Regions from separate parts of the Mus musculus genome. Here regions 1 and 3 are each linked to region 2. A link is a contact called in ENCODE Hi-C or POLR2A ChIA-PET data. All regions are on one chromosome and are shown on one strand. The core of a region is the stretch at or near the end of the contact, and the rest is flanking DNA. Distances in the headings are between cores, read along the strand shown.

Evidence for each region. A loop is a pair of places that touch in the nucleus more often than their neighbours do. ChIA-PET counts read pairs that join two places held with the same protein, here RNA polymerase II (POLR2A).
Region 1: a map of adrenal gland shows a loop between it and region 2 (4-fold over the local background). The contact joins the promoter of Nags here to the promoter of Grn in region 2. A Hi-C loop is called at or near these places in 1 of 37 maps with a recorded cell type or tissue (adrenal gland). POLR2A ChIA-PET finds 5 or more read pairs at or near these places in 1 of 5 experiments (embryonic stem cell).
Region 3: a map of T-helper 2 cell shows a loop between it and region 2 (2.3-fold over the local background). The contact joins the promoter of Mpp2 here to the promoter of Grn in region 2. A Hi-C loop is called at or near these places in 1 of 37 maps with a recorded cell type or tissue (T-helper 2 cell). POLR2A ChIA-PET finds 5 or more read pairs at or near these places in 1 of 5 experiments (embryonic stem cell).

What each region holds. Positions count from the first base shown.
Region 1 is chr11:102,143,462-102,147,754 of GRCm38, forward strand. It overlaps Nags (N-acetylglutamate synthase), which reads left to right and starts at 2,052. Exons shown (of 7, transcript NM_145829.2): 1 at 2,052-2,530; 2 at 3,029-3,303; 3 at 3,402-3,615; 4 at 3,903-4,083. The coding sequence starts at 2,126. Gm11586 (a long non-coding RNA gene) reads right to left here and starts at 2,846. Exons shown (of 3, transcript XR_880227.3): 1 at 2,753-2,846; 2 at 2,089-2,620.
Region 2 is chr11:102,429,252-102,432,936 of GRCm38, forward strand. It overlaps Grn (granulin), which reads left to right and starts at 1,256. Exons shown (of 13, transcript NM_008175.5): 1 at 1,256-1,289.
Region 3 is chr11:102,085,603-102,089,786 of GRCm38, forward strand. It overlaps Mpp2 (membrane protein, palmitoylated 2 (MAGUK p55 subfamily member 2)), which reads right to left and starts at 2,913. Exons shown (of 13, transcript NM_016695.4): 1 at 2,818-2,913.

The DNA of each region.
Region 1 (4,293 bases), core at 802-3,301, 280 kb before region 2:
GTGGTGACACATGCCTGTACTCCCTGAACTCAAGATGCTGAGGTGAGTTCCAAGACAGCCTGGTCTATAAAGCAAGGCACCTTTTCAAAACAGGCAGAAGATCAGCGAGACAACAAAACCATTAGGGAAGATATGATACAATGGCTGGTGTCTGAGCTGTGTGACCTTGGCTGAGTCACCTTCCCGTTACAATGACAGAATCCCATTTCCTCCTCTATAACAACAGGGGCCTGGACTGGATAGAGGGTATCCAGGGCAGGACAGGATTAACAGGGAGCAGATGGGGGGAGGTTCACAGGCACACGCCGCCCTGAGCATCCCTGCTGATGAACCAAGGATCCTCTGCTCCTATCTAGTTCTGGGTCTCAAGATCCTGGGCTGCAAATGGGGTGATTGGTACAACACCTCCCCTGGGGTCACCTTGAGGATGACGGAAAGGGGTTTCACAGAGCCCAGCATTCTATCTGGGACATGTCACCTAGTATCCTCCATCTGGAATGTAATAGGTTTGTTTTTGTTCTCTTCTTATTCTTAAGCATTTTTTTTTTCTGTCTCTGGCAAGTAACAGAAGCCTTCAATCACAAGCCTCATAGGCATAGATTTTAGCTTTAAACAGCCTAAAGCATTAACAGGAACAGAGGAGCATTTGAGGCTGTGACAGTGCTTCCTCAGGGTGGCTCCAGTGTTCTGCAGGTGACAAACCCTGACTGACCTGATCATGAACTCAGACAAGATTTTCTTTTCTTCTTCTTCTTCTTTTTAAAAGATTTATTTATTTATTTTATGTATATAAACATCTACATACTGTAGCTGTACAGATGGTTGTGAGCCTTCATGTAGTTGTTGGGAATTGAATTTAGATGGCTCCGGTCAACTCTGCTTGCTCAGTCCCTGACTCACTCTGGCCCAAAGATTTATTTATTATTATAAATAAGTACACTGCAGCTGTATTTAGACACACCAGAATGATGGCATCAGATCTCACTATGGGTGGTTGTGAGCTACCATGTGGTTGCTGGGATTTGAACTCAGGACCTTCGGGAGAGCAGTCAGTACTCTTACCCGCTGAGCCATCTCACCAGCCCAAATGAGATTTTCTTAAGACAGGGTTTAGGCCAGGCAGTGGTGGCGCATGCCTTCAATCTCAGCACTTGGAGGCAAAGGCAGGCAGATCTCTGAGTTCAAGGCCAGCCCAGTCTACAGAGTGAGTTCTAAGACAGCCAGGGCTACACAGAGAAACCCTGTTCCTTAAAAGAAAAAGAGCAGGGTTCCTTAGCTTAGGCTGGCCTTGAATTGCTTATAAAGTCAAGGATGACCTTGAGCCTGATCCTTCTGATTCCTCCATGTGGAGGACATTCCCAAATGTGGCCATCACCGCCCCCCCCCCCGTTCATTTTGTTTTGTTTTGTGTTTTTGTCTATTTTTTTAGGTTTATTGTTGTTGTTGTTGTGTTTCTTGTTTTTTGAAGTGGGATCATCTCTCTATAATATGTAGCCCCTTGGCTGTCCTGGAACTCTCAAAGTAGACCAGACTGACCTTGAACTCGTGGATACAGGCCTGCCTCTGCCTCAGGAGTTCTGGGTTTTATCTTTTGAGACAAGGCTCCCCCGCTATGTAGCCTATGTTCTCCTCCTGCCCGGACCTCCAAGGAACTGAGAGTACAAATATGTCACACCAAGTCCTGCTTGACAACAGGACTTTGTATCCATATGCTGCAGTGAGGACCACACCCCCTGTGTTCAACTTTCCCAGACTCCTTCCAACTCAAATCACTTGCATGACCCTGCAAATTCGCACGCACACCTAGGACATCTGAGCGCTTTCTAAATCCAGCATTTTGGTAGCAGATCAAAGAGCTCCACCACTCTAAATCTGACCTTCGTGACCCTCACTAACGGTTCCGTACCCCCATACACAAGGGGCGGAGAAGTCTAGAGGCGCCACCCTCTGGTCTGTGACTTGCCACACCTCAAACGCACCCAGAAGCCACTCCGGGCCTCCTATCCCATCCCGCCCCGAGTCTGATCCAGCCCAGATCAGCGGCAAGTTAAGAACCCCTAGTGCTGTGCGCTCCAGAGCGACCGTCACCTGTGGGTGGGGGGGACGAGTGGGTTTGGTTGTCGTCATGGCGACGGCGTGGGTGGCCACAGCCCTGCGGTCTGCTGCAGCGGCCAGAAGGTTGCGCAGCCCGGGAGGTCCTGGGGGCTCACGGAGACTGAGTGGCAGCGCGCGGCGGCGCGGGGCAAAGAGCGCCAGCCCGGGACGCCGGCTCAGCACCGCCAGGGCTCACGCAGAGGACGCCGAGGGCGCTAAGGGTCGTGTCCAGTCTCCTGCGGTCGAGGAGCCGTCGTGGACACCGCTTCCAACGCCCCTCGAATCCCCTGCGCCTCCCGCCGGCAGATCACTGGTGCAGCGGGACATCCAGGCCTTCCTGAACCAGTGTGGTGCCAGCCCGGGGGAAGCACGCCACTGGCTCACGCAATTCCAGACCTGCTACCATTCGGTGGACAAGCCCTTCGCCGTCATGGAGGTAAGCCGATCCCGGTGTCGTCGTGTCACTGTCATGAGATGGTGACTGTTCAATAGTACGTCGTAGGTCTCAGCATGCCTAACTGTGAATCTGGAGAGCAGAGGCGTTGAGTTAGTGCTGGGGATGGAGAAAGCCATAAGGCTACGAAAACCGCCCTTGGCGCTAAGGAGAAGGCTGGGAAGCCCGGGCCTCCAGAAGTGATGTCTGACAAAGGCCTCTCACCGTGGAAGCAGTTAGGGGTTCAGTCGGCTGAGCTGTCGCACTACCCCTCCCCCCAAGGTGTCCCAGAGTCCAAGGCCGCTGGGAGGAGCTGAGGGAGGAACATTAGTGCTAGATAAGGGGGTGGCTAAGACCCAACGGGCAAAGGGCGGAGCAGTCGGCCAAAAGTGGGGCCCAATGGCTCCTAAGTAGAATGTGGTCACTGAGGGTCCTAAAGCCCGATTAGGAACAGGCGGCTTAGAGTCAGTGTCGCGTCCCTGAACGTCCACTTCTGTACAGGTCGATGAGGAGGTGATCCGGTGCCCGCAGGCGGTATCCCGCCTGGCTTTCGCCCTGGCCTTCTTGCAACGCATGGACATGAAGCCACTGGTGGTTCTGGGGCTGCCTACCCCCACGGCACCTTCTGGCTGTCTTTCCTTCTGGGAAGCTAAGGCGCAGCTTGCTCAGAGCTGCAAGGTGCTGGTGGATGAACTAAGGCACAACGCGGCTACTGCTGTGCCCTTTTTTGGCGGCGGATCAGTACTGAGCGCTGCGGAGCCAGCTCCCCATGCCAGGTTAGTGTCAACCCAACCTGCCCCGGCATCCTCAGAGAGGGCGGACCACTCTGCTGGCCCTGCCCTGGTCCCGCTCAAGCACCACATCTGGCCCACAGCTACGGTGGCATCGTCGCGGTGGAGACAGACCTGTTGCAGTGGTGTCTGGAATCCAACAGCATCCCCATCCTGTGCCCCATTGGGGAAACGGCTGCGCGCCGTTCCGTGCTCCTTGACTCGCTGGAGGTGACTGCATCTCTAGCCAAGGCTTTGCAGCCCACCAAAATCATCTTCCTCAATAATTCAGGCGGCCTGCGGAATAACAGTCAGAAGGTGCGCCCCTCTCCTGTGCCACGTCATAACACTAAGCAAGACTGAGTCCCCGGCCCTGTGACCCCTACGTAAACCCATAACAGGCTACAGTCACTCTCAAGCCAATAGAGTAGGAAGACCTAACAGAAGATCGGGGGGGGGGGGGGTGGTGTTCCTCGGTTCCCAGATCTGAGCGCTTCCCAGCAGAGAAGATAAAAGTTAAGTGGTCACGGAGAGGTCCACAGGGCTAGGCTCAGTTTGGTATGGGTGTGAATCTGCTAGAGGTTCATCTTCTTCCTGGGACTTAGATCCTGAGCAACGTGAACCTGCCCGCTGACCTTGACCTTGTTACCAACGCTGAGTGGCTGAGCATCAAAGAGCGGCAGCAGATTCGGCTCATCGTGGACGTGCTGAGCCGCCTGCCGCACTACTCCTCCGCAGTCATTACAGCCGCTAGCACGCTGCTCACGGAACTCTTTAGTAACAAGGGTGAGATATGTGAGAAGGTGGGCTGGGCTGAGTCCCAAAGGTGACCACTGGGCAGTGCCCAGCTGAGGGACAGCAGGAGTGCCCCGCCCACTCATCCCCCCGCCCCCACCTCGGCTGAAAGCTGTCGGGAGACCTGAGAGAGGCAAGAGAACTCAGACAGTGGAAACTGGAATAAAGAACTTGAGAACTAGGGAGATGGGCAGAAAGCGC
Region 2 (3,685 bases), core at 6-2,505:
CAAGCTGAAGCTCGTCTGGAACACAGGAAACCCTGACTCAGAGGGTGAGCTGCAATGTTGCTGAGTCTGGTTTCCAACTCCTGGGGTTCAGCAGCACCCCTTCCTCAGCCTCCGCAGATGGCTGTGTCTCACTAGAAGCATAAGCAATGGTCTGTTCTGGGGACACCTGTATGAATGTCATGGAACACCTATGCTAACACCATCAGGATGCAGAATGATGCACCAGTCTTACACACTTTCTGGGACTCCAGTGTAAGAAGCCCTCACGGAATTCCACAACCCTGCATGCACTCCTCTCTATGTAAGACTCCCACTGTCCTGAACTGTATGGCTGACCCCCATGGTCTCTATTCACCCACCATAACAATTCCTCGAAGGTGGGGACAGCTGAAACAAGGAAACCCCTTCCATCTCGACAGCCACCAGCCTACTCCACAGGCAGTGCCACACACTTGGCTAATGCCCTTATCTTGAACGTGGCTTTCAACCCTTGCTAGAGGCTGTCTGTAAAGAACAAGATATAAACTACCCAAGGAAAGGATTCACTGTCTTTCCCAATCTAGTTTCAAGTTCCTCTGTCCCACCTTATCAGCCTCTTAAAATTCTTTCAGCTTCAATTTAATGCAGTGCTATCAATATGGATTTAAATCTCTTCTTCCCCCCAGTTTGAGCCAATCTCCTGCCTCCTCCCTACACACATCTACAGTGCCCGGTACTCGCCCTTGAACCTTTATTAGATTTAGTCTAAGCCACTCTCCCCATTCAAACCTGGGGACTATTTATCTTCACCCTCACAACCATCTTCCAACTGGTTTCGAGTCCTTGTCTGCCAGGCGTGAAGAGACAGGAATGTACAAAAGTCCCGATCCAGAAGCAGACACCCTCCAGTAAACGACCTTGAACGCGTGCCCTCAGGGCAGCTCTCCTAACTGTGGGTGCCCTTAGGCATGAGGTGTCTCATCTCTGCAACACTCTGCCGCCAGAACCCAAACCAGCAAGCTCTGCCCTGGGGGAGGCGGGCTATGTTGTCATATGATTCTCTAATCACATGATCCCTAGAAATGGGGTGTGGGGAGAAAGAGGAAAGGGAGGAGGAATGTGAACTGAGTAGAAAAGAAACACAGCATTCCAGGAGAGTCCCGCCTCTACGTAGACAAGTAACCAATGGAAGCCCTGGATCTCCGAGCAATGGCTAATGGAAATTGAGGTGGGCGGGCCATCGTGCGGCCAAGCCCTAGTCCTGGAGCTGACCGCCAGATGCCTCCCAGGGAGCCCGGACCCCGACGCAGGTAGGAGGACCCTCTGCAGACAATCTCCCCGGCTACTGTCCAGAGGTCCAGAGGCCTGACCAGGCTGCCTGTGCAATTGAGGGTCCTCTGGAGTCTCAGCTCAGAGACAAGAGAAGACCTGCCTCTTGAAACTCCCCTAGGGGTTTCTGATGCACTAACGAGGTTGTTTTTTTCTTTTCTTTTTTGGAGGGGTGGGGGCAGTTGTTGTAGAGACACCTCCCCGCACCCCCTCCCCCCCAATAAGAGGCTTCTCTTGCCCAGCATGTCGGAAAGCTGCAGGCCTTTCTCCAGGACAGGAACCACCCCACTCTTGGGCCAGCTCCTCTCTTGTCCGTACTTCCCACCTCTGTCTCCAGGTCCGGCTCTTTCTCTTTCGGACGCTGCAAGTGTTCTCTGCGGCGGCGTGCATTGGGTGGGGATCTCCGGCCCTTGGCCCCCAGAGCTCAAAGGGGTTGCGAGCAGGACCAGGGCGTGATGGCTGAGTCCCTGGGTTGTGTCAGCTTTATTTCCTTTCTTGGGGGGCGAGAGAGCTAATTTCCGCCTCTCCCCGCCACTTTTCCCCCGCTGCCTCTCATCTGGATTGGCTCACCTTTTAGGAAATTCATTTCCCCTCGACACTCAGAGTTGGGGGGTGCCACCTAGTGGAAGATGTCGGAGCTAGGGCTTTGAAAGGCTCCAGTTCTCCCTAGCTGTGTAGTGTAGAGGTGGCCAGGGGCTCACCACTCCCTAGCCCCGTTGAGAGGAACTGGGTCTTCCCTACCCCTTCCTGGTTAGGAGATGGCCTCTGGGATGTTCTTTGAATTAGGTGAAAGGGCACTTGAAAAGACCTAGAGAAGGAAAGAGAAAGATGGCAGATCCTTCTATGTAGCCCAGGCTGGCCTGGGATTCACCTTATAGCCCAAGTTGGCCTGGCACTTGCAACCCTCCTACCTCAGCCTCCCAAATGCTGGGATCAAAAGCATGCCTGCCATGTGTGGGTGGCATTTCCTGTCTTTCATAGCCACCAGTGTCCAGGCAGAGAAGAATTGAGACACAGGGAGCAATTTCTGACATAGAGTGTCACTTCCAGGACTAAAACCCAAGTCTCTGTACCTACTTTTTAAATATTTTATTATTATTATTATTATTATTATTATTATTTTTTTTTTTTTTTTTTTTTTTTGGTTTTTCGAGACAGGGTTTCTCTGTGTAGCCCTGGCTGTCCTGGAACTCACTCTGTAGACCAGGCTGGCCTCAAAACCAGAAATCTGTCTGCCTCTGTCTCCCAAGTGCTGGGATTAAAGGTGTGCACCACCACCGCCCGGCTCCCACCCTGTTTCTATCCTGCTTGGGTCACCTGCCAGAAAAATGCTCTGTCCTGTCCTGTTTGGACCTCTGGCCTCTGGGATTCAGGGTCCTTCTCTGACAATATTCAGGGAGACCAGTTGGCATATGAACCCAGTCCCATATCCCGTCTTTTTTCCCTGACTTGATCCTTAGGCATGGATTTGAAAAGTGAAAGTAATATTATAATTACTGTTTTGCATAGTTGTTGCAGAGAAATACAGTAAGGAGAGGGAGAAAGACTCCCTAGAGGGTCTTTGAATATTGTTGGGTCATTCTGGGTTGCTGGGTAGGCCAGCTGGGCTGGGGAAAGGCTTATTAGGGAAGTGAGAGGCTCGGTTCCTCCTGCTGAGGCAGTGAGGCACTGTGCTGGGTCTTCCCACTTGCAGCTGAGTTTCGGTTTCTGAGGGGGGAGAGACGGAGGCGGTCCGTTTGAGGTGCCCTGGTGATGTCGGGAAGGGCTCACCATGAAGTTAGCTTTAAGGCTGATCCAGTCTCTGTGTCCCCTTCCCTTGGGTGGGGTGGGGGGACAGTTGTGGGTAGGCGGTGGCTGGCCCATAGGGAAGCCAGACCAGACCCCACTGACCACTGCACTTCTGTTTTTACAACTTTCTCCACTGCTCGGTTTCCCATATGATCATGTGACTGATGACTGTCCCTCTCCATCCCCCAAGGCTTTTGAAAGCTACAGGTGGCAGTTCAGTGCCGGCAGTGGGGCTGGCCATCCTCCTGTGTCTGCTGAGGTCTCCTCTGCCTCCCAGTTAGCCCACAGTCCCATAGATAAAGCCACAAAAGCCACATGCCTTCCTGACTGCCATACCCCGTGCCCCCCCCCCCCACTTACCCAGAGTCTCAGCCGTATGTGAGGCCATGAATCCACACGTGTTCATGCCCACAGTGTGTGCCAGCTGACGCATGTGCGCTTGCTGCACACTGGTAGGACGCTGACACAAGCGACACATCTGCTTGCTTTCCTGTTGGCTTGTTGAGAAGACTCAATGAAGCCAGGGCCTTGGTCAGAGCACAGGGGAGTGCGTGGCCTCAGAGTAGAAGGTGGCACAGAGTTTAAGGTG
Region 3 (4,184 bases), core at 1,663-4,162, 340 kb before region 2:
CAAAGCTGGTAAGAAAGCTATGGTGAAAACCTAGGTTTTGTGTCTTAGATATTTTTTCTCTTTTTTATTTCTCTTATGTTTTTAGTTTATTTGTTTGTTTATTGTTTGTTTTGGCTTTCAAGACAGGATTTCTCTGTGAGCTCCTGGAATTCACCCTGTAAACCAAGCTGGCATAGAACTCGCAGAGATCTGCTTGCCTCTGCCTCCCGAGTGCTGGGCACCACTGTCCCCACAAAAAGTATTTCTCATTGGGCATGGCAATGCCCACCTGTGCTGTGGTACCAGCCCCTCAGGCCAAGGCAGAAAGGGTCCTCTGAACCCATATCAGCCTGGGAAACATAGAGAGTAGAGAACTCATGTCAAAAACAAACAAACCAAACATAATATTTTTTCTGGTTCTTTCTTTAGCTGGAAGGAGAATGACGTCGAGGATATGAGCAAACACTGGAAAGTTTCCCAGGCCTGGAAAGTCCAAGGGGGCAGCCTTGAGGTCCGCTACCTGCCGCTGTGCCCCAGGCCTAGAACCTTCGGGTGAGGGTGCCCTCACAAACACTGGTGTCCAGCTGACAGAAATGATATTTCCTTTCCTGCTCTTTCTCTCTCTCTCTCTCTCTCTCTCTCTCTCTCTCTCTCTCTCTCTCTCTCTCTCTCTCTCTCTCTCCACCAGGAGTTGGGACAGGGAGAAGTGAAGGGCAGCAGCCAGAAGCAGGCATGGAGTTTGCAGTCCCATCCCCATCCCCGGGTCTCCCAAGCTAAGCTTGGCTCCTTCATCCTCCGTGGAAAGGAGAACAGGGTGACCCACTACTCTTTCTCCCCTTGCCTTCCTGGGCATGTGTTACTGGATAAAACCCTAATTCCCCAGTTGCCATGACAACAGGAGGCAGTGGCTCTCAGCAAGGGTGGGGGAGTAGGGGGAAGCAGCTGGCAGTGCCCACTTTAAGACTAAATGCATCCCCACCACCACCACACGGGGAGCCATAGGGCCACTCCACCCTCCCAGCCTCTCCCCTCTCCAACCCAAAATAATTCTCAGAGGAGCAACTACAGGTTTTAATAAAATTCTCTCTCTCTCTCTCTCTCTCTCTCTCTCTCTCTCTCTCTCTCTCTCTCCTCTTCCTCCTCCTCTTCGCTCTCCCTCTCCCTCTCCCTCTCCCTCTCCCAAGCCTAAGATAATGACAGCTCCAGAAACCAAATGACAAAGGTGAGGGATACGATTCCCTTTCCTCCCGGATCTTTTCCAGAAAAATCGAACTTGCAGAGAGAGAGAGAGAGAGAGAGAGAGAGAGAGAGATGAGGGGAACCCCTTTCACGCTAGCACCACTGGTTAAAAGAAATGTCCAGGTTACACTGTGCCAGCGCCAGTGTCCCCTCTGTCAACTCCATGTCCTTATTCCTAGAGAGCAGGGGACAGCTTCTCAGGCCTTGGGCCATACTCCCCACTAGAGGTGCTTGCTGTGGTTCCTCTTTTCCTGGAGCAGGGAAACGGGGAAGAGCCAGGGAGGAGCCTGTGTGAAACCCTAGGCCCAGGAGTCCTGCCCAGTAAGCCTGGGTCTGCTCCCTGAGGAGTTGGTTCCCACGGCGTCGGCTCGCTCTGCCCCACCCCCACCCAAGCCTCTGAGAGGGCGGGGCCGCCCGTGCCCACAGGAGAACGGCAGTGCCAGGCAAGCTAGCCTGGTTCCGTGCCAAGGTCCCCGGGCCCAGTCATCACGAAACCAGCATCACGGCGCCCAAAAGCCTAAACCTAAGGCCCTCCCACTCCCACCTCCACACGCACATCCGCCACCAAGCTATCCAACCCCCGTCCCCCGGGTGTGTAGGTGAAGCCCGCCAGCTTCAAAGAGAGAGATTTCCTCCATCCTCCCACCCACCCCCGCTCCATCGGTGCAGACTCAGAGAGGTGCGAAAGACGAACGCCTGACAAAGGCACTTTGGAGCCGGACACGGTTATGGGGAGAACTGTAGATAACTGAGGACTGGAGGATGGGGTCTAGGGAGCCGGCGGACGTGCCCGCACTCACAATCAGATTGCCCCCGCCCCTTCAATTCAGCCCTAACCCGCCGGGCGCTAGGACCTAGGAAGGAGGGGGCGTGTTGCGAGCCATCAAAGAAGGTTCTTTGCTTGCGTGCCCGCCGGGACTAGGGGATGAGGTCACTGAATGACTGCCCCCCCCCACGTCCCCCAGGTCTTCATTCCCCACTACCCCTTAGTTGACCTAACTTTCTGACCCTGGCTCCTTGCTTCTGGTGCTGATTCCCTCTGGAATCCCCATACCTTAAACCCTGGCTCCAAAACCCTGCAACCTCCTGGACCTGGCCTGGCACTCTAGGTTAGCAGACCGCCCCTCTCCAGAACCCTCTCTCAGGAATGACTGAGGTGTTGGTCTCTTGGGGTGCAGGGTGCCAAGGGACCCAGTACAATCTTAGTCTAGCTCCCCCAGGGCCGGAAACGCCAGTAGCACGGCTCTTACGTAATGCCGGGATCCGAAGTCCCCCCCCCCCCCCAACCCAACACAGACCCTGGAGAGGCCGCGCAAATACCTGTGCTCCTCTCAGCTCAGCGTCTCTGTGTCCGGTGTCCCTCTGGAGCCCTCATCGCTGGCATGGGAACCAGCATCCCTGGGATGAGGGGTTCGGTTCTCCCTACCGGCATCACACACAGAGAGCCCAGTGCTGCAGCTGGAGAGGGAGTGGGGCGACTTGGGGAAGGGGCCCAGGAGTTTGGACCTGGAGAATAGGATCCCCAAGTGTAGGTGATAGGTCGAAAAGGAGGCAAGGGTTCTGAGGTGGGTGCTGGCCCAGGGGCCTAGGAATACCTACCTGCGTTTTGGGGAGCCCCTAGCTTGGGGCGATTCCGCGCAGCCCGGCGCTCCGCGGTTATTGCTTGTCAATCGCTAGCCGCGCTCTTAAAGCGGCAAGGTCTCCTAGGAGCGAAGGGGCGGAGACAGAAAGGAGAGGGCTGGGACACGGAAGGGACGCGGCAACCTACGGTCCACTGTAAAGTAATCTCCCAGGAGCAGGCGGGTGGGCGGGGAAGTGGTGGTTAACAGGCACCGCAAAGCCCACGACCCCCAACTCTGAGCAGGACCAACGTGTGTTACTTGGCGCGTAGGAATTCTTTAAAAGGGCGATGATGTTTAATAAAAGAAAGGGGGGGAAACTGAGCGCGATGGGATCACCCCCCTTAACGGGACCGCTTAGTCCAGCGTACCAGTCCCCTGAACGCTTCGTCTGTCCTTTCCTAACACAGTTTTGGAAAAGCAAGGGGACATCAGGACACTAACTCTGGTAGGGGATAAGCCTGGGGGTGGCGTTATAGTCATACGGCACATGCCTGCTTCTAAGAAAATTTGAAGAAAAACAGAAAATTTAAGAGAGTGGGACTGTGTTTTTTCATGAAAGGGACCAAGATCCTAATTTTAGCCTTGACGCGGGAAGTTGATCCTTGCCTCTGTTTAAGGCACAAGAGCAGAAGAAACAGTCTCTCCCTCCTAAATCCCGTTTCAACAAATAAGTAGTGACGGCGTCCGGCTCCATTGGTGGGTTGAACGTGCAGGAGAGGCCCTAGATTCTATTTCAGGCAGCAAAACGAAGAAAGCAAAGGGTTAAGCCCGCTAGCCCGCCTTGCTCAGCCTCTGGCTCCTCCCAGACCTGCTAGTAAAAGATACTGCACAGCCTCAGACTATTGGTGGCCCCAAGTGGAAAACAGCCTTCATTCAGTCTGTGCAAGCCGGGGCCTTCCCTGACTTGGGTGCCCCCTAACCCCTCCGCTACCCTATGGAATAGGCGCTCGGTGGGGAGCGGGGCGTTTATATCTTCCTCTTATAACTGAGCTTCTAAGATCCTGGAAACTTGCTTGGAAATCTCGAAAATGAATTGACTTGAGGATTCATGTCTAGATGTGGTCCCAGCCGACCCTGTTAGCAAAGGGAAGCAGTTGGGAATTGGTGTAGGGAAAAGCCAGCGATGGGTCAAAATGCTAAAGGCTGTTAAGTAGCCCACGTCTCTTATTCCTTAGAGAAGAGAAAGTTTTGTAGCGACCCCAGATGGTGGTGGTTGGAACTACAGGCTTCTGTCTGAGGAAAAAGGCTTCCAAACTAGATCTTCCTAATTAAACTCAGGACAAGAGGTCTCCTTCCTCGGAGACTCCCTTGGATCTTACCCACTCACCTCTGCTTAGAGAATCT